Regions from separate parts of the Mus musculus genome. Here region 2 is linked to region 1. A link is a loop called in an ENCODE intact Hi-C map of the cell type or tissue named here. Cell type or tissue: left cerebral cortex. All regions are shown on one strand. Each heading gives the region's core, and the rest is flanking DNA. Links, peaks and the distances in the headings are about the cores only. Region 1 overlaps Tmem132d (transmembrane protein 132D). Region 2 overlaps Tmem132d (transmembrane protein 132D).

Evidence for each region. Peaks named below come from ENCODE experiments on the same cell type or tissue, not always from the same donor. Only the 100,000 strongest peaks of a DNase experiment are listed, where the experiment ranks them.
Region 2: it touches region 1 in a loop (2.2-fold over the local background); 2 of 42 quality-filtered maps call a loop at or near these places.

Annotation. Positions count from the first base shown.
Region 1 is chr5:128,084,262-128,096,206 of GRCm38, forward strand. The region is part of intron 3 of Tmem132d (transmembrane protein 132D); the gene reads right to left. Among named protein-coding and RNA genes, the nearest start is that of Tmem132d, 340 kb to the right of the region's middle. In left cerebral cortex, for the core only: no CTCF peak of the experiment used is centred there; DNase peaks (open chromatin) are centred at 6,455 and 8,064.
Region 2 is chr5:127,959,688-127,971,632 of GRCm38, forward strand. All of the region lies in intron 4 of Tmem132d (transmembrane protein 132D), which reads right to left. Among named protein-coding and RNA genes, the nearest start is that of Glt1d1, 330 kb to the left of the region's middle. In left cerebral cortex, for the core only: a CTCF peak has its summit at 6,190 (motif pointing right); a DNase peak (open chromatin) is centred at 3,198.

The DNA.
Region 1 (11,945 bases), core at 2,537-10,536:
AATAATGACATTCTGAGCATACTCAGTAATTCAGGTATTTTATTTCATTTGGTCCTTACATCAGCTTACCAATGGGGTGAAGTGAATTATCCTCTGCCTGAGGTTGCACACACTAAAGCTAGGAGATAAATATTATTCTCAGATCAACAGAGAAACTGATAGTTTCAAATGAGGGCCCCAATATTGATGATATTGATGTGTTTCCACCTGGCTCCTTTCATAGGGATTCAGTCTGAGATCTCTTGACCACTGTCAGGATCCAGAACCTGGACTGGTTACTCATTATGTACACTCAGATGTCAATGGGAATTACACAGGTCCATAGAACAGAGGTCAGGAGAGTTTACCTTACTTAATGAATAAGAAGGGAGTGTGATTGAGTGTTAGTCTTAAGATCAACTCAGGCCTCCAAATGCATATCTAAACCCTTCCACAAATGGGGATGCTCCCACACACATACTTTTAAAATGAAAAAAGAAAAGAAAGAACGTCTTTTCACAGACTATGCCCTCAATTTAGAGAAGATAGAAAGGATATTTCTAAAGGAGAGAGAGAAGGAAGAGAATGTGGTCAGAGCTTGAAAATAAGTGTTGATTTTCATCATAAACCAATTAGATCCAGTGCCACCCTTTTTATAAGCAAGATTTTGTTTTGACCTCCTTCATCTCTAAGACAAAACACATAGATGACATAATTATCTGCATGCATAATGCAAGGGAAATATAATAACTTCTCCTAATAAAGACAAAGGAACCGGAGAAAGAGCCATAATGAGGCGGCATAGATTTTGATATGCAGATGAGCATGTGAGCGAGTTGAAGAATATAACAAGGCAATAAAGAACGTCTGCCAACCACAGAGCCAGGGGTGTGATCTTGTGTGAACTGGTGGGGTGTCCTGGAATGCTGGGTAACTGTTGGAATGTCCAGAAAAAAAAAAACCAAATGCAAACTCTCCTTCATTTAAAAATTACTTAATGTTTAATTACATGTGTGTATAAATCAGTGTGTGGAAATGGACACAAAAGTATGGGTTCTCACAGAGACTGAAGTGAGTGTGAGCTATCCTGGAGCTACTGAATTATAGGCAGTTTTGAGCCACTTTTCATGGGTGGTGGGAACCAAACTTGGTTCCTCTGAAAACCAGGAAGCAGTCTTTACTGCTGAGTAACCTCTCCAGTCTTTATCTTCCCTCAATTTAACCAATAATGGGAGTCCTTAAAAAGTTCATCTATAGTAAAGCTATGCTGACATACTTCTTTATTAAAATGGTTTTAGAGCATTATTGTAGAAAGGCAGAGAGAGAGAGAGAGAGAAGGTAGAAAGGGAGAGGCCCATCCATAGCCACGTGGAAAGAGGGGGGAAGGGAAAGAGAGAAAGGAGGGCTAGAGAGTAATAAAGGTAAGGGCTTAAAGAAAGCTTACATACTTCTGAAATAGGCATAAAACCAAGTTGAGCTTGCAAAGCAGCTATCTGAGGATAGCTTTTCATCCTGTATCAGTTTCCCCTGAGGATATTTGGAGGATGTGTGTGATGCAGGACTGCTTTCTCTATTGACTGAATCTACTCTCCAAAGCATAGGGCATCTAACATCTCTGGTCTGTAGCCCATGGATACTAACTGACACATCTCAGGAAATGAGGGAAGCAAAAAGTATGAGTCTATGCCAATAAAACATCCTTAGATGGGTGTGACTTGATGTACCTATCTATATGCATGCCTCTATGCATGCATGCCCATGTCTATGTGTGTACAGAATACTTTTGGAAACGTGTGTCCCATTCCTTGTCAGAAACCAGAATAGTTAGAATAGTTATAATCAAAGTGAAGAAGGATATAAGGCATTCCCATGGTTTGTTCAATCAAGTGATCAAGGCTACACTTAAATATAATCATGGGCCCTTTATACAAATTCCATAAAACTCCTTACAGGCTATATCTCTCCCCTGTGTATTCCAAGCCTTGCTTACGTGACAGTCACTTGGGTGCTGTGCTGGTGAGTTTTGAATGTCAGCTTGCTACAACTTAGAATCACTTAGAAAGACAATCAGCAATTGTCCTGATCAGGTTGCTCTGTGGGTACATCTGTGGGAGCCCGTCTTCATTCTAAATTGGTATAAGAAGACCCAATGGGGTCCACTGTGGAAGGCTCTATTCCCCAGGCACGGGGATCCTGCTCTACATAAGGCAAGAGAATGCTGTATGAGGGCATGCAAGCAAGAATTCATTCATTTCTCCTCACTCTTAAATGCAGATGTAATATGATTGACTGCTTGCCTTCACCCACCCCCAGTGATGAACAGTAACCTGGAATAAACAATTCATTTCCTAAGTTGCTTTGTTCAAGGTGTTTTATCACAGTAACATAAACAAAACTAGGAGGGGCGAGTATAGGACCCTGAGCCAGATCACACTGACCTTGATCTTGTGAGCATGACTTGGGACTCATGAGTGTGAATGAGACTTTCTATGCTGAGTCAGTTCTATGCTGCAGGTAGCACTCTCTCAATTAGGAACCACTCACATCTAATTTTGCCACATTAATATCCCATGGGAAGTTTTCAACTTGACCTTCTAAGCTGCCAAGCATCGTAGGACATTTCATACAATTAAAGGGAAGCCATGCCTGAGAACTCGGGCAAATATCATTCTTTAAGCCAAGTAAGTAAAACGCAACCCAACTTATAGCTCAGTCACAATGGAACCAAAGTTGTCACCTCTCTCAAAAGCCTGATAATCATAAACAAAACTTAAGCCAACATCTAAACCAGATATGAACTGATCATTTTAGATAAACTATCTTATCTTAAAAAACCCAATTGCAACAACCAATCACTGTCAAGGATGAAAAACTTTCAGTTGTCAGATCTTCCGGAGGCCATTTCTTTTTTTTTTTTTAAGAGGGAGAGAATGGGAAGGTTTAGGTTGTTTTAAAAATCTAGTTTCAAAATCTAAGGCCATTAGCTACCGTTGAAGCATCTTGATTTCAGAAAGCTAGAGAAAGAATCTCTTGCAGGCTGAGCATCCAGGAGTCAAGACCAGGAGTTCTAAGGAGGTGAGGTCATGGTAGGACTTGCTGGTGTCATTGACCTGAATGAATACTTAATGGGTTCCCGTCACATATCAGGCACTGAGGATGCTGGAATGCTTAGGAAACATTAGTTAACAAACTAGAAAGTACATACAGGTGTACATGTGTAGCAATAATAATTAAAGAAGGGGATTGGATTGGGAGGAGTGGATTGGGATATGCAAGTGGGGTTGCATGCAGAAGTGGGTAATGATATAAATACTATACTCATGTGTAAAACTCCCAAAAGGATAAAAAGTTTGAATTTAAAAAGAAACACAAGGCATGAAAAAGGCACATTTGGTATGTACACATGAGATCTCTTCCTAGGAGAATAAAGTAAAGGGGAGGTCTCCTTGAATGTGGGTGGTATAATCCCAAGAACTGGAGGTCCAGACTACATTAAAAGGGAAAAATAAGGAAGTGGGTGTGAATAAGAACATACTCTACAACAGAGAGTGTCAGGTAAGAGGAATGCCTGGTGTGGTGGATCTGAGACAGGCATCTAGAACATTCTCACTCTAAGTTCAGAGAGGGAGGAGAGTTAGAGAGTAAGTGAGAAGCCACACATGGCAGGCCTCACAGGTTAGTAAGTATGGGAGAGATTGAGACATTGATGCTTCTCTGGGGTGAGGCGAGAGGCTACAGAGCTTGGAAACAGAGATGTAATAGGATTTTTCAGAGTCTCTCTGCTGCTGTACATGGATGTCACAGAGGAGGAGTATGGGTGTGAGAGGGACTGGCTATCCAACCACCAAGGTTGGAGAAATTTAAAATCCCATTGCGGGGTTTCTATCCTGCTATGGTCATTCAGTTCCTGGATAAAAGACAGACAACTTTTAGTATTTAAACAGCACAATAGCTGAGCAGATATCTACCCTCTATGCTATTAGAATCTACTTTTCTATGGACAACACCAAGTTACTACTTACTATGTTTCATTTGGGCTGCTCTTAATTCCAAATGGCCAGCCTTCAGGGCCATGATTTCATGACTCACCTAACCCATGGGGGCTTCCCCTCATCCTCACCTTCTTCTTCTTTTATGGTTCTCCTCTGACTCCAAGCCTGGGAATCCTAAACCCATCCTGTGTCTCTTCTGCTCATCTATTGACTGTCAGCATTTTTATTCACCAATCAGAAATAATTTGGGAGCAAGTTCACATAGCATCACTTGAGTTTAAGTCTTGAAGAATCAGTATTAATATTAGAATACAAGCAGCATCAGGCCAACCCACTACATTTCCTCTCTTTTGCCCAGTTAAAAAGGCTTTTTCTCTTATGTAACAAACAATACATAGTATGAACTATCCTGAAACAATTGTGAAAATGATTAAGTATGAATTACATTTAGAAGTCCAGTCTGTTTATATTTCATAACTTAGGTGAGGTACTTTATCATCTATCCTATCTTGGTGAATTAGAAGTTTATGTCTAAATATCTTTTTATCTTAACTTGCACTGCCATCCTAAAAAAAATCTTTTTAAGTCCTAAACAACTTAAGTTTAATGGTGAGGAATAAATATTATTTGAGTATGCAGGAAGCATAGGGATACAGACTCCAAAAATCACAGAAATGACAGGGATAGCCGACAGCCTGGACCATCCCCAATATCTTTTAAAATGCTAGAGCATCTATCTTCAGCCTTCTGGCCCAGAACATTGATTGACATTAAGAGAAGCAGGAATTATGAAGGACTATCTTACTCTGTGTTAGCAGAGCTTAGCAGTCAACTATCCTGCATTTGATTATCCTTTTTGGACATGATTTTTGTCTGCAGATCAAGTTAGGGAATTTCTTGCCCAGTGGCTAGTTTGCCACAATTAAAGCAACTCCACAATTCCACAGTACTCTGTGGACACCTGTCTATGCCCCAGCAAAGAGCTTTGCTGCAAGGAAGGAATTGTTGCATAGGGTATGGCCATCTGGTTCTGATTCGCACCTCTCTCAAAAACTTATAGTCAGTCATCTCCTGGGGAATGATGGGAGAAACATAGATTCCCAGGGGCTGTATGTACTAAGCTGAAAAAACTGGCCACCACATGGAGAAGGCAGGGTTCTCTGTGCCATTCCATCAATCAGGAATTGCTCACATCAACGCTGCAAATCTCTTGTGGTCCTATTGTTAGTTCTGAGATGTGTCCTGGTAGTGTTTGCATGAAAGACCACCTAGGAAAGTGGACCTTGTGTCTTTATGTAGCAGAGTGCTGGGAGACACAGCAGGGGGCAGGAACCCTATGGGAATCACAACACAGCAGGAAACAACTGGCCACTCTAAAACATGGGTCAGCCTCAAAGTGGCACAGGCAGATGAAGAGGGGAAGAGGAGGCTGAGCAATATGTAGGCCACATCCCAAACCTGGAATTCCAGAACAGGCAATGTCTATTGAAGTAGAAATTAGAATTAATCTACTATATAAAGAGACACCAGAAAACTATGTAGTGAGCTTGCATATAATCAGGAAAAAAAATTAAAACAGTATAGAGAAAGGGAACCATAACCAGTCCTTGATGGAATAGGCCTGCCATCTCAGCTAACCAGGAGGTTGAGGCAGGAGGATTGCAAGGTCAGCTTGGGCTACAACATGAGTTCAAGGAAGCTTGATAAAATTGTGTCTCAAAATAAGAAATATAAGGAGGGATGGATGTGTGGATCAGCAGTGGAGCATTTGCGTAGCATGTATTAGACATTGGGTCCATCCCAATACGGAAATTATGATTTACCAAATGATCATAAGAAAACATTTTTAGTCTTACTAGTGATGAAGGAAATGAGAATTTCAAAGACAGTTTTTAGCCACAACATTGTCAAGTTGATAAAATTAACATTTACCCTGACACTGATTTGGGAAATGAGGTTTTGAATTTGTTAGCAGGGATAATGTTAATTGCTGCAACTTTCAGGGAAATTAAATTGGTGCTTGCTTATAAAAATCAGAAGTTTACCTACCTAGCCTCGCATCAGAGGAGCATTTGGAAGCCCCTGTGAAGCACAACCCACTCTTGCATATCCCTCCAATGGATGGAAGGGATGAGCTTGGCCAAGTGATCTCTGGCTAACAGAATGCTAGAGGTTTGCAGAATGCCAAGCTGTTCTCCTTGGTGTCCTTGGTACTCACAACCCTGTGACCACATCGGGGAACAGAGTAACTCAGTGGATATTCAGAACAAAGTCTCAGACATGTGACTGTGGCTGAGTTGTTTTGGCAAGTTCCCAGGTGCCCAAGCCATCTTACCAGAGCCCCCCTTCTGCCATGGCGCTATCTCCAGTGATAGTCTGTCACTGCGCACAGAGAGTGAAAAGCTAAAAGCTAGAAACATCCAGAACATCCACCCACTGAGAAATGATGGATTTAATAGTGCTGGCTTCATAGTCGAGATGTGTGTGAGGGAAAGCCATGAGTGGAATCTTCTGCCAGCCATCTGGAAGAGTGAACTTGTGGCAGGAAGCCATGTTTTCTGGGGGAAGAGGGTTGAGTTGATGAGAGTGGCTAGTGCAGATGACTGAATTTTCATACGTACTTTGAAGGCAATTCACCCAACACATGCAACACTCTTGATATCCAGATGTAATGAATGTATGGCAAGGCAGTGTCAAGGGACATCAGTCTCGGGAGCTCACCTACCTGTTTCTGAGAACTCTGTGGTGCTCCTAAGGTTCTCTGACTCACTTGAAACTGCAGCCTCAATTTTGCTGTGTTAGACATGGTAAATTCTGTGAAAGCTTCAGTGGCCTTTGTTTCCTTTGTCCTAAGACTCTAAATCTGGTTGTGTGGCTCCTTCTCAGGCACATCCCAAGAGGACAGACATCTAATCTTATCTCTGAGAACAAATAGTCTATGTATGTGTTTATACATGTGTGCATATGTGTATTATAACGTATACATATGCACAAAAGCACATGTGTGTATGTGTGTGTGCATGTGTGTTTGTATGTAGCTGAAGAGTGTGTGTGAGTGCAGGTGACCATGTATGCATGTATGTGTGTGAGAGTATGCATCTGTGCATACACACATGTGCCTGGAAGCACACTTGTATATGTGTGTGCATGCATGTACACATGTGTGTGCACATGAGTATGTATATGTGTGAGCACATGTGAGTGTCTGAGTGTATTTATACATTATACATGTGTGTGCACACATCTGTGTGTACATGTGTGGGCATGCATGTATGTATACAGGTGTGTACATGTGTATTACATGAGTAAATATTGTATAGGGTGACCCAAATGCTCAAATTTCCAGATATTCCCTTCACTTTGAAGTTCAAATAACCTGAAAGATTTTTTTTTTTAAAGAGCAGATCTTCTCTTCATCCCCATTAAACAAAGGACCAAAAAAAAAAAAAAAAAAAAAGTCCGGCACCTGTCAGGACATTTCTTTTCTGAAGAACAAATTCATCACAGGATCCTCTGTTATCTTATCCTAGTGTTGACTGACTCTACAGATGCCTTCATCCCACTAGGAATTCGGTTTCATTTACATGGAGCCTGGACATGAGGGCAGGGAGCCTGCATGGATAAGAACCACTGACCTCTTGATGAGCACGACTAATTGGAATTTTCAATGAATGCTTATGATTCTCTGATCTTGTGACATTCGAAATCAGTGACAAATTAAGTCCCTCGTCATCTGAGATGTGAACTGCACTTTACTGAAGTTGAAACACTTGAAAATTGGTTTTACAAATGCCATCTCATCCGAACGCTCAGCCGCGGTATGTCACTTCAGATAGGTATGAATGTGAAAACCAAGTGGCTTTGTATGGAGGCAGACGTGTTTGTTTCCTGCCAAAACAGCCGCGTCAACACTCGAGTGGTGCTGATGGGGAACTCTGGTACAGGGCTGGGGCTAAGAGGGGCTGGCGCTCCATGGCTAGACAGGAGGATTTTGGATGACTGACAGAGCCCTGTGGAAAGGCATGCTTCCCTGGGGAAACCCTCCCTGAAGATATCTCTATTTCTCTACGCCTTAACTCTAACTAGGCTTGTGCGGGCCAGTGCATATGCACAGGATCTATTCCAAGCTCACATTGCTCTGCGTCGATCAGTGCTCAGTCGCTTCTGCTCTCACTCATGCACTCAGCACTTCTGCCTTACACCTCCTGCGCCTGTGTGCGAGCATCTCTAATACCTGCACAGGAATTCTCTCTCTCCATAGGCTTATTCTGTATTTGTTAGCTACAGCCTTTCCACAGAATTCAACCTGTCTAAGAGGCTTTCCTCCACTTTCCCCTCTCCTCTCTGCTGCATTTCTGGGCAAGTCAGAAGCAGTGTGATGTTCACACCTCATCTTTAATCATATCTAAGCATTAATTCCTTCTGCTTGGGGAAAGAAACAGTTGTCATATACAAGAAAGAATAATACGTGAAAATCCAAAATATCTAATTTCTTATGTGACAGTGATTTCGGGTGTCACTTATTGAGCTCTCGATAAGTGGCTGGGTATCCTTTCCTAGCTAGGCAAGGCCCCACAGTTTAGAGGACTGTCCTCATTTCTATTTCTACAGGGCAACATGTCCATTGAGCCAAATGAGAACAATAGCCTGAAACCTGTTCCCCTTATGGGCAGCACTCTGTAGGTTCTGATCACAAGGAACAAATGAGAGCAAGCATTTCACAGAGAAGACAGGGAACAGAGAGAGGGGAGACATGGATAGGTGGTATCTGGCTGGAGCATGTGAATCCTTGTGGACCGTGGGGGTGGGGCACTGCAGGGTTCCACCTTTGGAGATGTCAGGGGACAGTGTAGAAGAGGCTCCAGAGAATCCAACACAAGCATCAGTGACTGGCATGTAATTGCCTGCTAACTCCTGTCAGGCATGGGGTTTTTAGATGGGAGCTCCCTGGGTATTATGTAGCCTTGCTGGGCTCACCTGTTCCAGCCGTGAACAGCATGGCTCATCCTGTTCTTTGGCTTAAACCATGAGAGTCCATCCGCCAAAGCAGCCCAAGGGAAGGCCTTTGCTCATGGGAAGCCTCGTAGTGTACAGTGGGTGCTGTGAGGCTGCCTCAAGGGCCATCAGCATCTGTTACAGTTGAATCCCAGAACCTGCAAAGTAGGTGATGCCAACCCATCTCAGGTCTGTGTGTCCCCCATCCCTTCCCCATCTCTCTCTCTCTCTCTCTCTCTCTCTCTCTCTCTCTCTTCCAGAGCTGAGGACCAAACCCAGCAAGCACTCTATCACTGAGCTAAATCCCCAACCCTCCCTTTCCCATCTCTTGAGGATGTCCACTGCTATTCCTGTTCTCTCAGGATGAGCCATGCTGTTCACGGCTGGAACAGGTGAGCCCAGCAAGGCTACATAATACCCAAGGGAGCTCCCATCTAAAAACCCTTCTCCCCGGTGGTTTGTGTGGTCCCAGGGTCAGGGAGGAGTCGAAAGCAAAAAGAGATCAGGAAAGAAATTTTGGCCCAGGCTGGGTTCTCTCTTAGCTGGCTGGTGTCATAGTCTAGTCTTGGGCAAAGCCTCAGAGTTCTGAACTCTTACCTGGTACTCCAGATGGTTAGGAAAGTCATTTTGTTACCATGGAGGATCAGGATACCTTTTATCTGTCAGCAGTAAGTTTCATTACTGGCTCTGAGATGTTTAGACAAGGGCCAGGTGGAGCAGATTCTGCTGGAGTCCTTGGTGTCACCCTCCCTCTGAAAGCCCCTTGTATCCCACACTTCAGTTTGCATCCCTCTTGGGATTTCTGGCTTCACCTGGTTACACCTTTACTTTGTGGCTGGTGTATACAGAGTCTGAGTCTCTCAGTTTAGGTTGGTGCTTACACAGAGAGAGGAATGGGGGAGGAGGAGACAGGGAGACAGGGATGGATGGAGGGAGGGATGGATGGATGGATAGATGGAGGGAGGGAGGGAGAGGGGGGAGGGAGGACCAGTGGGAGAGCTCTTGCCTAATAGGTAAGAAGCCCCTTGTTCAATCTCAGGACCATAAATGTCAAAGAATGCTTGCAGGTGTTCAGTGACATGTAGTTACTAAGCCCCTCCCCCCAGCCATGACAGTTGCCACTTTAAGTGTCCCTTGGCCTTTTTGATAATGCCGAATGTTATGTTCTTTAGTCTCAGAAGGTCATTTGTTCCTGTTAAATCTTCTATTTCCGAAAATACACATAGAACCCTCAAACAGTAGATCCGTTTGTAAACATAGAGAGCAAACCCCGCTGGGAAAAAAAAATCACTATCCATACAGTTCTAACCAAGGGTAATTACACTAGCAGGTGATGAGGTCCTTCTGTGCAGAGTTTATAATGAAGGAGAGATGATGTGTGCACACGTGTGGGCACACAGAACCAGGTCCTCTTTGGGACATTCACTAAATCCATGTACCTCATGGAATAGTAACTAGCATGCTGTCTTAAAATGATCTGGTCTGATTATATATCCAGAGTGCCTTTCCCAAATTATGCTGTATTTTCTGATGACCGCTTGGCAGTCTGTTAAATATGACGACTGCAGTTCATTTACTTAATTCCGTACTAGTAGATAATTGAGTGTTTCCAGTCCCAAACTACTACGAATGATACTCTCAAAATAAATACCCTTCTCCTGAGTGCATCCAGTGTAGCTTGCCAAACCAACTGACTTAGTCAGACCTGTGCATATCTGCTTGGGGTCTACCGCACACCGAGCATCAGCTGGGGTTTGCAAATGGAACACTGGGCAGGTGCGCTCAATTTGATGTTTTAAATCTTCGAGGTCTTGCGGGTATAGCTCAGTGATAAGAGCCTTGGCTGAGTCCATAAAGCTCTGGCTTTGATTACAACACAATAACAACAAACATGAAATTAATTAATAACTATGTGACCATTTTGCCTATATATCTAAATTTCTTTGTTCTGGTTGGAGAATTATGTCAACACTGGCTAGACTCATATTTTCAAATAGCAACAATCGGTGGGATTCGAGACTGGGTTCACATTTAGTTGGCACTACTGTTTGCCATGGTCCCTCTTGCAACCTCCCATGGGTTCAATTCGGGACTCCCCATTCAGGGACTCCCTGTGCCACACGGGCATCTCTCTATGCAAACCTAGCTTGTTTCTATGCATATTTCTACCAATCAGTGATAGCCATGTCAACTTTTGTCTACTAGGACCTGAGCCAAAATGCGGAGCTCTCATTCTAAACTTAGTAGGTATGAAACTTCATGAAATTGAGTCTCTCTGAAACTGAATTTCCTTGTCTAGTGCCATTACCTGAAGTTTGTAAATCTCAAATGCAATTATCTATATAGAAAGGTCCAACGTGGGCCAGCCATGCACCAAGACTCTGCAGTATGAATTTTTTAATAAATCCCATCTTTTGACCATTTATGTTACCGGATGAAAGACACACACACAAACACACACACACACACACACACACACACACACACACACACACACACACACACACAGCCTTTATATTTAAATATGCCTTATGTAGCACAATAGCTGGGCAACTAACTGCCTACCCTCCATGCTGTTAGAATCTACCTCCTACCTATAACTCCGAGTTACCACTTACTAATTTCTGTGTTCCATCTTGGCTGTGCTTAATTCTAATTAGTCTTCTGAGCCACATTCTCTTGACCTAGATCCCAGGGTGTTCTTGCTTCTCTATCCCATGGTGGCTCTTATCTCTCTTATGCACACTTATCTAAGGCGTGGTGGCTCTCTCCTTCCTGCTCCTTCCTTGTGATCCCACACCCAGGAAACCTAAACCCTGCCTACTGTCTCTTCTTCCCAGCTATGTGCTGCTGGCATCTTTATTTACTAATCAGAATTAACTGTGGACAGGGTCCCTCAATGTCTCACGCAAAGTTTTTGGAGGACCCAAATTAGCATTAGAATATGAGCGGCATTAAGCCAAACCCACTACAAGACTC
Region 2 (11,945 bases), core at 1,932-9,931, 130 kb before region 1:
TGTTTACAATCCTTCATGTTTAAAATAATCAATGACCCATTGCCTTGTTTAGAAATCATAAATTGAATATGGTAAGGAAATTAAATGATCCTTCCGACATTGCAGAACACCCCTTAGTTAATCCTGAAATGAATAACGGGTCACAACAAAATGGGCATAGAAGTTATGTTTACATGGATTTATTAACTAGAGTTTGGGAAAAGAACGAACCGTCTTAATTCAGTCACTCCCGCCAGGCCATGTGGATACACAGAAAGGGAGATGACTGGGCAGAAGGAAGGCACATTGGAGGCTCAGGACTTTATCTGTCTAAAAGAGGAAATAGATGCTGTGGGTGGTTATTGACCAGCTCGCAATTTTACTTAGATGTTTTGCTGCTAAAAGGGGAGATAGCTTTTAGTCAACATCTGTAAGGAGGCTTCTCCAAGGTTAAGCTGCTTATATAGATGGGAGGTGTGGACCTTAGTATTCAGAGCACATGAGGTCTATTCACAGTCTCTATCTACCCATTTATTTACAGAAAAATCCAGTCCTCTTTCTCTCTATGTCGCCTGCATATCCACCTGAACAAACACTCTTAAAAGGCACTTAGCTGGCTAGCTGTCAATAGAGAAACACACCATTATCGACGTTATCTTCAGAGAAAACAGTTCTCTTGACCCCCTGTGGTAAGACTCCCCTATTTCCTTCTGAAAATTTTAAGACCCTAATGCAGATTGCCCATGTTCTAGTTGAAATGCCCAGTGTTCTGACCACTGTGCTGCATATGGGGTTTTACCTGGTACCTGCTCACCTTTGCTTTGCATGGTTACTGATGACTTTAGGATGTTATTAAATCCAGAGGGAAGAGACTTTCTCGTCTTTTATCTAATTACTACTTCGGTAATTACCTTATCACCACTTAGGCACCAAATTATCTAGATAGCTTCCACTCCAGAAATCTCTTTACAGTCCCCGAGGATATGTCTCCGTCTTTTCTCCCATTAACTTACCAGGGTGCACGTGTGGTGTGGGTGCAATCCATGGTAATATCGGATGGAATTCTGGCAGAAGCTGATCCAACCTACAGCCCAATTTTATGTTCAACAGGCCAACTCTGTACCATTTAGGAAAGAAATTCATTCTCATTCTCTCTCTCTCTCTCTCTCTCTCTCTCTCTCTCTCTCTCTCTGTCTCTCTCTCTCTCTCTCTGTCTCTCTCTCTCTCTGCATATCTGTGAGATGCATCTTTCTGCTAGCCTGGTGTTGGCTATTCAGCCTGCAGACACTAGGAGAGCAGCCTGTCTTCCAGACAGAGCAATTAAAATAGGGCTCACAATGTGGCTTTTGCTGGAAAAAAAAGGGAGTGTTCCAAAGTCACCAAAGCTCAATAGGTCATTAAGCCAGACAATTTGGGAATCTTGAGGGGAAAAGAAAATTGGGAGCTTAAGGAAAAAGAACAAGAAACAAAGAATTGCAGACAACTAACCCATTAGAACTATACCAGAGTCATTCTGCCCATCCCTGACCCCAGCACCCTAACCCTAACCCTGACCCTGACCCTGATCCTGACCCTAACCAGAGAGGAAGTGGCCAGTGAGGAACAGCCATATTTTACAAAGTGTGTTTGCAGACAGAAGTGAGATTTCCATAACAGCTGGACCAAAGGTTCTATGGCCAGAACAAATTGATGAAGCCAGCCAGACAGAGGTAATAAAACTCTGGTGCCACATTTATAGACAGATGAAGCAGGAAAGGGCATCAAAGGGTACACAAAACTGCTTGGTTCTCTAGGGAGAACCCATAGGGTGGGTGGGGCAGAATAAAGTCCCAAAGAGCCATCATGGACTCACCAGTGACAGAAGACCAGACGATCTGAGGGGGGGGGGCCTGACCTTGCAGCCTTTTCCCTCCTGATAAAAAAAATATATAAGTATTTGAGTTAAAAAACCAATTAGTTATACTAATATTGATAAAAAATTAATTAAGTCTGTAGTCTTATTATTGTTCTTTCAAAGGTAAGGTGTGGTTGCATAGAACTATAATCAAGTCCTATGGAAGCAAATGCAGGAGAAAGCAGATTGCCTTGAGTCCCAGGCTAGCCTGGGTTACAGGGAGTGGAATAAGCCAGCCTGGGCTAAGAAGAACAGGCAAGATGAGGAAAGAGGAAAGACCCAGAATTAAAATGAATTCCACTTATAACTAGGCTGCTGGCTCAAGCACCAGGATGAAGAAGGTAAAACCCCGGGGCAAAAATCTTTAAGGGGAAGTGGATAATTGATTTCTAGTATTTTAATATATCCAGAACATTAGTTGAGCAATGTGATGTGAATCCAAATGAGGCTGTTTCCATTATTTATTCATGCATTTGTTTATCTGAAGACACACCATTGGCATACACCTGGAAATAAGAACTCATTTGCTTGGCCAGAGGGGCCTCTTTGTGGGGTGGATGGTGATTCAGAGATTCAAAATGATTGGACAACGTACTGGAGAATATGTGACTATTGAGTGCTTAGCCCAAAGTGCAACAGCTAGATCAATAGTCCCTATAAAGGCTCAGAGAACATCTTGGAAGACAGGGTGGAAAGACTGCAAGAACTGGAAGACAGAGAGGAGAGCTGTGAGAAGCTCATGAAGTCACAGAAGCTGTGGTCACCTGCACAGGATCAAGTCATCAGCACCAGGCACTATTTCAGCAAGCAGCACTAATTGTTCTCTGTGGGCTATTAACAAGCCACACACACACACACACACACACACACACACACACACACACACCAAGCAATCAAGAGTGAACATGAAGAAAGGAGGAGAATATGTTACCGTGCCTGGTGCCTAAAGGGCGAGAGAAAGGAATTATGGGTGAATATGATCAAGACACATTGCTTTCCTTTATAAAAATTGTTAAGGAATAAACAGATGTACTATTTTTAAAAGTATTGTCTTAGATTTATTTAGCAAATAAAAATGTTCAACTGATACATATATAGTTTCAGAAGATGGTTCCCGCCATGGTGTGGACATGATAATTTGAGAGCCATTGGGAGCTAAGGAGAAAGGGATCCTGAGGTCTGATTATAAGACAGCGATTTTTCTCTGAGCAACTGGGATGATGGGATTGCCTGGCTGGGATGGTGAAGTTACCAGAAGGAAAGGGTTTGGAATGTGTAGGCTGTGATTTTTTTTGGTTTAAGACGTGCTGGTTTGAATTGCCTAGTAGGCAGCCACGAGGAATGAGTGAGCCTGGAGTTCTGGGAGGAATTCCAGCAGGAAGATGCACATGTTGGGATTATCAACCAATAGATGGTATTTAAAGTCACAAGAAGGCACAAGATTGCCAAAGAAATGAAAGTTGGCAAAAAAAAAAAAAAAAAAAAAAGAACTCCATAGCCACTTCCTCAGAACATCTAACTATTCAAGGGACTGATGGGGAGGGATGAGGTACGAGCTGGATGTGAACAAGGAAGAGAATTCCAGGTATGTGTTGTCCCAGAGCCTTGAGTTTCAAGGGCATGCCAGGCTCTGTTATGATCAGAGTTAGTCGATGAACCAACACTGATCATACGCCCATCTCAAGAGCTACTCTCAACATGTCCAGTTAGAGACTCTGTAGGATTTCACCGGGGTGACATGGTGAAGGAGTCTATACTCAGCTGTGGTGGAATCATTCACATAGAAATCCTCCCCATCCAAGGCTCAGGGACCAGAGAGAAAGAGTGAGTGGAAAGAATGTAAGAGCCAGCAGGTAGAGAAGGGGGAGTGGCCTGAAATGATGACTTCTGGGTTGCTACACAACAACAGCTCATAGCAACTGTGGTTTCCTGCACATGACCAAGCGTTGAAATTCTCACATGATTTGAGGGGCGGGGGGGGGGGGTCCCTACAGCTCTACCCTTGGCAGTTTATGGCTGATGAGAGAGGACAAATCGCAAGAAGTGTGTCACTGGGGGTAGCCCACATGTCCGTGGATGACTACACATACACATGTATACACGGAAAGTTCTATTGCTATGAAGAGACACCATGACCATGGCAACTCTTATAAAGGAAAATATTTAACTGGGGCTGGCTTACAGGTTAGGAGGTCCATTATTATCATGGCAGGAAACATGTTGGTACATGGGCAGCAGGTCTTACATATCCTGATATGATTTTCTCAATGTCTTCTGAAGAGCCACGGGCAACAACTGTGAGGCTTAAATAGGAGATATGGAGATCCATGGTCAGCATCTAAAAGGTTACATCTTCAGTGTAGAGATGAAGATGGGTAGTGGGTAGATCTGTAGTGGGTAGATGGCAGGGAGCCATATGAGACTGAGAACATGCCAGGACAGCGTGGAGCACAACAGCACTGGATACTTGAAGCAACATGGGAATCGAGATGGTTTGACCATGGGTGGGAGGTGAAATCAAGGTGTGCAGCTGGGTTAGAGATAAGGCCATGGGAAAGAGGATTCAAAAGGCAACTTGAGAGGGACAGCTGTTGATCATGTACTCAATGCTGTAGATCTCTTCTATATCTATCCATCCATGTACTATCTATCTATCTATCTATCTATCTATCTATCTATCTATCTATCTATTATCTATCTATCTCTCTATCTCTCTATCTCTCTATCCATCCCTGTATCTATCCATCTACCCCTCTATGTATCTATCTATTAACCTATCTATTATCTATTCATATATCATCTATCTATTAGATCTATCACTCATCTATTTGTTATCTGTCTGTCTACGATGTAACTCCATCTATCTTTGGTTTATCTACCTATATCTTATTCAGACTATCATCTGTCACCCTACCTTTCATCTGTCTATCTTCTACCACTCTTTTTATTATCTGTAAAGGCATCTATCTACCATGCTATTATTTATCTTTATTTATTTTTAGTCTATACACCTACCTGTTATTCAATCTGTAACCTAGCATCTATCTATCTATCTATCTATCGATCTATCTCACATTTATCTGCCAACCACCTATCTTTTATCTACTATCTATCCTTTACCATTCATATATATACTTATATACATATATATACACTTATCTCTATCATATAATCTGATATCTATCTATAACCTACCTATCATCTGTCATCTATCCATCTATTATCTATCTATCTATCTATCTATCTATCTATCTATCATCTATCTATCTATCATCTATCTACTTATTACTTATCTATCATCTATTTATCTATTTATAATCTATCTATCATCCATTTATCATTTATCTATCCAGTTGTCTGACATCTATCCTATCCTACTACCCATCTGTCTGCCATCTATTCACATCTATAAAGCATCGGTAGCTGTGTCATCTTTTGCTTTCTCTGATCCAAAGCCACAGCCTTCTGAGTTCTCTGCTTCTACGATCTGTGTGTAGGGAGGCCTGGTTTACCCAACAGGTTGTGCCCCACTTTCTGTCCCAAGAGAAGAATAAACAAACAGATGATCCCTGCTGAAAGTATTATGGGGGGAATTGAACCATCATATGGAAAATATGCAGGCTGTGCAAAACATATTATGGCTGAACTTTCTAGCAGAATGTTAAGCTGGTGGGACTGGCATGGCGTGGTTCGGTAGACAGGAAGAGGCACCGCTGGGACAGGAACTTGGCACTGTTGCCATGGGCAGAGATGTCGGTAGCATGAGCTTTCCTTCCTGGAGGTGTTAACGTGTGTAGTCCTACTATGCTAGGAGTTTCTGACATCTCACACCTTCCACTGAGTTGGGCATAGCTTTGCTTTGTTATCTTGCTTTGAAGATCAATATATCCAGAGACTCACCATCACCCAAAGGTGGAACTAGTCTTCTGCAGCTTGGTCCTCCTGAGGGACACAGACATGCTGTACCATGCATGTGTGACTAGGGGTGTGCGGGCTCTGCGGGCGCACATATACATCATTGTCCTGATGGTTGAAAAGTATCAGTCTGGGAGTCCAGTAGGCTCTTTCTTGTCATGTGACATTCAGTAGCTCTGCTTCAGGAACCTCAATTTTTCCATATAAAGAGTGGTCATGGTGCAAAGCATGTTTTATCCTTGTTAAGACTCTCTTCAGCTTATTTGATAAACTAATATCTTTTTCAGTTTGTTATAATTTCGTTACGACAAAAGGAATTCCTTTAAACAAAGGGTAGATTTTTCTTAAAGATTTTAGTTTTATTTATGTGTCTGAGGGTATGTCAGATATATGCAGTTCCTATAGAGGCCAGGAGGGGGCACTAGATCACAAGGAACGGGAGTTACAGGTGGCTGTAGGAGGTCTGATGTGGGTGCTAGGAACCTTTAAGAATAACAAAGACTCTTAAATGCTGAATCATCTCTCCAGCCTACTCCCTTGGACTAAAAAACAAACAAACAAATCAAATTGTTAATTTTTATGTGTTGGGGTTGGGGTACATGACCCACAGTGCACAGAGAGAGGTCCGAGGACAACCTGAAGCAGTTGGTTCTCTCTGACAACCATGTGGGTTCTGTGCTAGACTGAACTCTGGTCGTCTAGGTTGGAAACAAGCATCTGCTGAGATACCTCAATGCCTCACCAGCACCAAGGATGAAATTTTCTAGAAAGGCAAAGGTCCTAAGTGCCATCGTTGTACTCAGGCTTATGCCTAAAGTATAAAAATTTCCACTTATTTCCATGTCTTCTTTCTTTATTTCTTTCAACACTGGGAATTGCACCTACAGTCTACCACACAGGAGGTAATTCTCTCTCTTTCTCTCTCTCTCTCTCTCTCTCTCTCTCTCTCTCTCTCTCTCTCTCTCTCTCTCATGTTTGCTGCTGGAAGGTTGAGGATAAACTGAGATCTGTGAACTGTGTCTTGGAAAGGTGCCTGCCATTTCCCACAAGGGGTGGCTCCTGAGTATCCTCCTGTAGGGCAGCACTCTGATATTTTAGAGTCCAGCTGTCATGTGGTCTGAGGATCTCTCCTCCCGACTCCAGCTCATGTTTCGTATGGTTTTGCTATTACTAAACCAAGAGTATTAACTTCCCCATCTTGTCATCTTTGTGTGCGCATGCGTGCAGGTGAGTGCACATGCACATGTGTGCAGGAACCTGGAACTTACTCATGAAGCCAGGCTGCCCTGACATGAATATCAAGGATCTGATGTCTCTGTCTCCCTGGCACTAGGATTTCAGACATGCCTGGCTTTTTATGTAGATGCTGGGGGTCTAAACTCAGGTCTTCACGCATATGCGGCATGCATTCTGCCCAGGCACTCTTTTCTGTCTCTTCTGATGGAGTCATAAAGTTCCCTGACAGTCAGGGTCATTTCATTGAACAGTACACACACAGCTATTCACATGGGCAACTTGGGATCACCAACCCAGCTCCTTTCACGGCATCCAAACAGAAAACCAGACAGATGAGAAACATCCCTCATCAGAAGCATTAACAAGCTGGAAAGAAGGTAAGCGGTGAGCCAAAGTAAAATGGAATTGATTCTGAAATCTAGGGTGATTGTGGGGGAAGACATGATTAGAAGTCATTAGGGCTTCCATTGAAGGAGATGTTTAGATCAGCCTAGTACATGTTTGGTAAATTCCTTCTGATGGGAAGGTCACAGGTTACACATAAATACATTTCAGAGCGTTAACTCCAGTCTGAGAGCATCTTCACCATTTAATATCACCATCCCGACTCTAATTTAGCTGTTGACAGTCAGTTTCACGGGATGGACGTATCTGTCTCACCTGTGGTCACATCATAGTGGCTGGGAGGGTTGAAGGTGAGAATATTGTGCTATGGCTACAAACGTTTGCTTTGCTAATGAGGAGTGGCGGGAGGGCTCGCTCTTCACTATGCCTCTATTATCTCAGTTCCTCGAAGCATCTTTGCTTATAGGAAGTGGTTTACTTTTTCCTTTTTTTAAAATTCGTTTTCTTTTGAAGGTTTTGAGATTGTTAAGTGCGATTTTAGTTAGGGTTTCCATTGCTGTGAAGACAGCATGCCTTATAAAAGACAACATTTGATTGGAGCTGGCTTACAAGTTCAGAGATTCAGTCCATTATCGTCAAGGCAGGAAACATGGCAGCACCCAAGCAGGCAGACATGGTGCTAGAGTTGCTGAGATCTCCATGAAGATCTATATCTTCATTGAAAGGAAGCCAGAAGCAGACTTGCCTTCCAGGCAGCTAGGAGGAGGGTCACAAAGTCCACCCTCACAAGTGACACACTTGTATCAACAAGGCCACACCTACTCCGACAAGGCGACACCTCCCTGGGGCAAGCAAATTCAAACCACCATAAGCACATAAAAAGGCAAGCAGTTGACTCCTTCACCTAAGCCTTTGTTTTACAGTCACAGTTTGTTTCACTCGAGGGGATTTTCCAGGCCATTATCCAACCCTCTATATGAAGGACATGCTTTTCCTCAGGTAGCCAACTGCCTGGAAAGCCCAAGAGTTCATTCTAGCTGGCTTGTGATCTCGTCCCATTTGGTGAAATGAGCCCAGGAGACCTGCCCCTTAACTAGTCAGGGGTCTTTGTTTGTTAGTAATTATGAGTGCAGCCCTAGCTTGTCATAAACTGATTGATGGGTTGGACTCTATGCCATAGCTGGAGCAGTTTTTAAAGCTGTTCTTTAAGAGATGACCAAGCCATCAGTGGGCTAAAAATGCTTCTTAGATTGGGAAAGGAGTTTAAGCAATGGTAGAGTGGAATCCAGAGAACTTAACTGAGCATATTGGACACCCAGCACCACGTGGAGCCTGGCTCCCTGTGGAGACATCACCTCCATCGAGCATGAGTTCAACTCTCTGTGTAAGTCTATTGAAGTGGCTCCTGCCTACAGCATTCTTAAGGCACAGCAGCCGACACCTGAGGTCTGTCTGATGAGTATAAAAACAAAGTCTTTAGACTTCGAGCTGGAAAGAGAAGATGGGGAGCAGAAGGGGAAGAAGGGAGTCCTTCCCACCCTGTAGTGGGGAGAAGAGTTAACTTGTAGATCCATATCCATGGTCACTTCTTTAAAGAGAAATGGGAATTGCCTTAAGGAGATGGGAGATGTGATAGAGGAGGGAAGCCAGGGAGAGACAGAGGGAGGGAACAGGGCGGACATAACCAAGACACCTTGCAGAGATGAATGGGCATTTTTTAAATGATGCACCACTATTTTTCTTAGGGCAAATTTGGCAGATAACTCCGAAAAACGCTCCAGAGGGCTCCCAGCTTGTTTTTCTATATTGAAGACTGGAGCTTTTCAGGGTTGGAGCCTGGAAGGTGAAAGTGAGTCTCTATGGGGTGGGTCTTGGAAGGTTAACCCTCCTGTGGCTCTGCCAGACACTTTGTACCTCCTGATTCTGTTACTAGGTAAGGAATTCCCACCTCCAACTCTTAGCTGCACACCAGTCATGCTCACAATAGTGGAATGAAAGACTGGTGAAACCCTGAGCTAAAATAAACCCTTCTCTCTTAAGTTGCTTCTGTTAGATATTTTGCGACAGTAAAGTAACAAATACAACGGCTTAGCCATTCACTGTAAATGACTTGTAAAAATACACAGTTGTTATTTTCCTCAATTCTCATAAGCTGGAATGTTACCACCACCAACTTCCAAACAAAAGCTAATAAAAAGTTTGCCCAAATGTTATCTAACTAGACTTTACTTGCACAAATATATTCAAACTCAGACTTCAGCATCCCTTGAAATGTTCAGTGTTCTTAGCACCTATCAATAAAATTACACTTATTGGAAAATGTTTTGCGAAAGAAAAAAATTACAAAGGCCAACATGACTAAACCAGTTGATAAATATGAGTCTGATGTTTTGCCCTCACAATGTGACACAGTTGGCAAATATATACATGCACCAGTTTCAAAATATTTTGAAATTGATTCAAAACATTTTCACTTTTGGATCAACACATGGTTGCCCACACTATCACAGATGGGACTTACTATTTCAACTTGAACCTGGGTGGTCTGTATGCTGATATACTTTGTAGCCTTTGACTGGTGAGCAGTGAGTGACAGCTACTATGTGTCAAAAATATCAAAGCCTGGCCATTGTTCTTCCTTATTTGGGGCTGGTCCTCATGTATTCTACATTGCCTTCAAAGACCTGATTATCTTTTTTTTTTCTTTTCTTTTTTAAAGTAATGTGTATAGTGTGTGTTTCTGAGTGTGTGTGTGTTTTCTGTAACTTTGAATTTGAGTTTAGGTAATATGGTTTGAATGAGACATGTCCCCCACAGGCTCAAGTATTTGAACAGTAGGTGGCGCCACTTGTTGAGGTTCCACAAGGAGTGGAACCTTACTGGAGGAAGTACATCACTGGAGTTAGCATTTGAGGGCTCATAGGCTTACTCCATTTCCTGTTCTCTCTCGGCTTCCTGAGTGTGGATATAATGTGACCAACTAGCTTCTTGTCTCTGCCGCCCAGCTTTCTCTTCCTATTGCCATGGACTCTGACTGCCTTGAACCATAAGCCAAAGTAAACCCTTTCTCCATGGAGTTCCTTAGGTCAGGCTGTTTTACCACTACAACAAGAAGGACTCTGTTGCTAAATACGAATTTCATAGAGAGGAGATGGTGTTGGGCCTGGCGGGTAGTGGGAGCACCTGGGGTGCACACAGGCTTTCCGTGAAAAATGACCTCACCTTCTGGTACTGGCTGCCAAGATCCTGGGCACTAGGGGTGGTTCTTCAATTACATAGTAAGTTTTTCATTCACTGTTTTTAACAAGTGATACCTGGAATACAACCTATCTCTTGGTATATGTAGAGTGGCTCTCCAGGTACTCCAAGGAGCTCTAATCCACAGATACTCAAGTCCCTTCTATAAATGGGTGCAACATTTACACCTAGCTTGTGCATACCCTCTGAGAATTTCTTCTACGATTATTTATGATATCCAACTGAAAACATCCCTCTCAGCCCCAGGGCACAGAGAAACAAAGAGAGGAGGGAGAGCACTCTCTATTTTTCCTTTCTTTGTCTTAAGTTTCTCTTTTCCCATTAAGATTCTCTTTATTGACTATTACAACACCAAAAAACAGAGCGGCCATGGGTCCACACTAATTAGTGACAAATTCCAACCAACAGCTATTCCTGTGCTTGTGGACAGAAACAGAACACCAAACTCCTGCACCAGAAGGGCTGCTTGGATATATTAGGACCCATAGAAGAGAGAAAGACAATTATAAGAAAGCATACAAACCACCCAAGATAAAAGCCCAGACCCCTTAGAGACAGGGTCTTCTCAGCTCTGGGAGCCCTTGAGGAGCCAATAAACATTTATGCCTTTGGATGAGATGTTTTTCCTGCCTTTCACTTTTTATCATATGGAGACAATGAACTCACCAGGCAGCCAGTATCATGCTGCACAGCAGGTGCTGTGTGACCAGTAGTTAGTTACACACCAATGTGTGGGGGCACAACTCCATAGAATGCCTGTTTGTATTCTGCACACATGTAATGCTTTAGTCTGTCTGTATTTCATACACATATAATGCTTTGCCCCCCAGAACATTTGAGCCATGGACAGCTGGCTATATCTGCAGATGGAGAATCTGCAGCCATTCACATTAACTCTTGAGTCTATTTGCAGGTCTCTTTCTCTAACCACTATTGACTCTTTTGCCATGAGGCCCATTTATTCAAAGGTCTTTACCACTTGTAGTCTGAGTCTGATCCTGCCCAGTGGATACCACCAAAGTGGAAAATGAAGTTACACAAGGAACCAGGGGGTACCAAGGCAGCTAGGATGGTTAAATGGCCTGTGGGAAAAGCCTTTTGAGGGCCTTGAAAAGATGGGGGCGGTTCTTTGTGGAACTGTTGTATCAAGGTTTGGCCATCAATAAGCTTGAGGCTGAGCTGTCAAACTTCAGGTCAACAGAGAAGATGTGGGAAAAGAGAGATGGAACATACAACATCTGTCCTGACTTTCTGAGTGCTACGAAAATTCTCTGTGGCTGAAATTGATGGCAAAGCCACCCACAGTCATTGCTGTTAA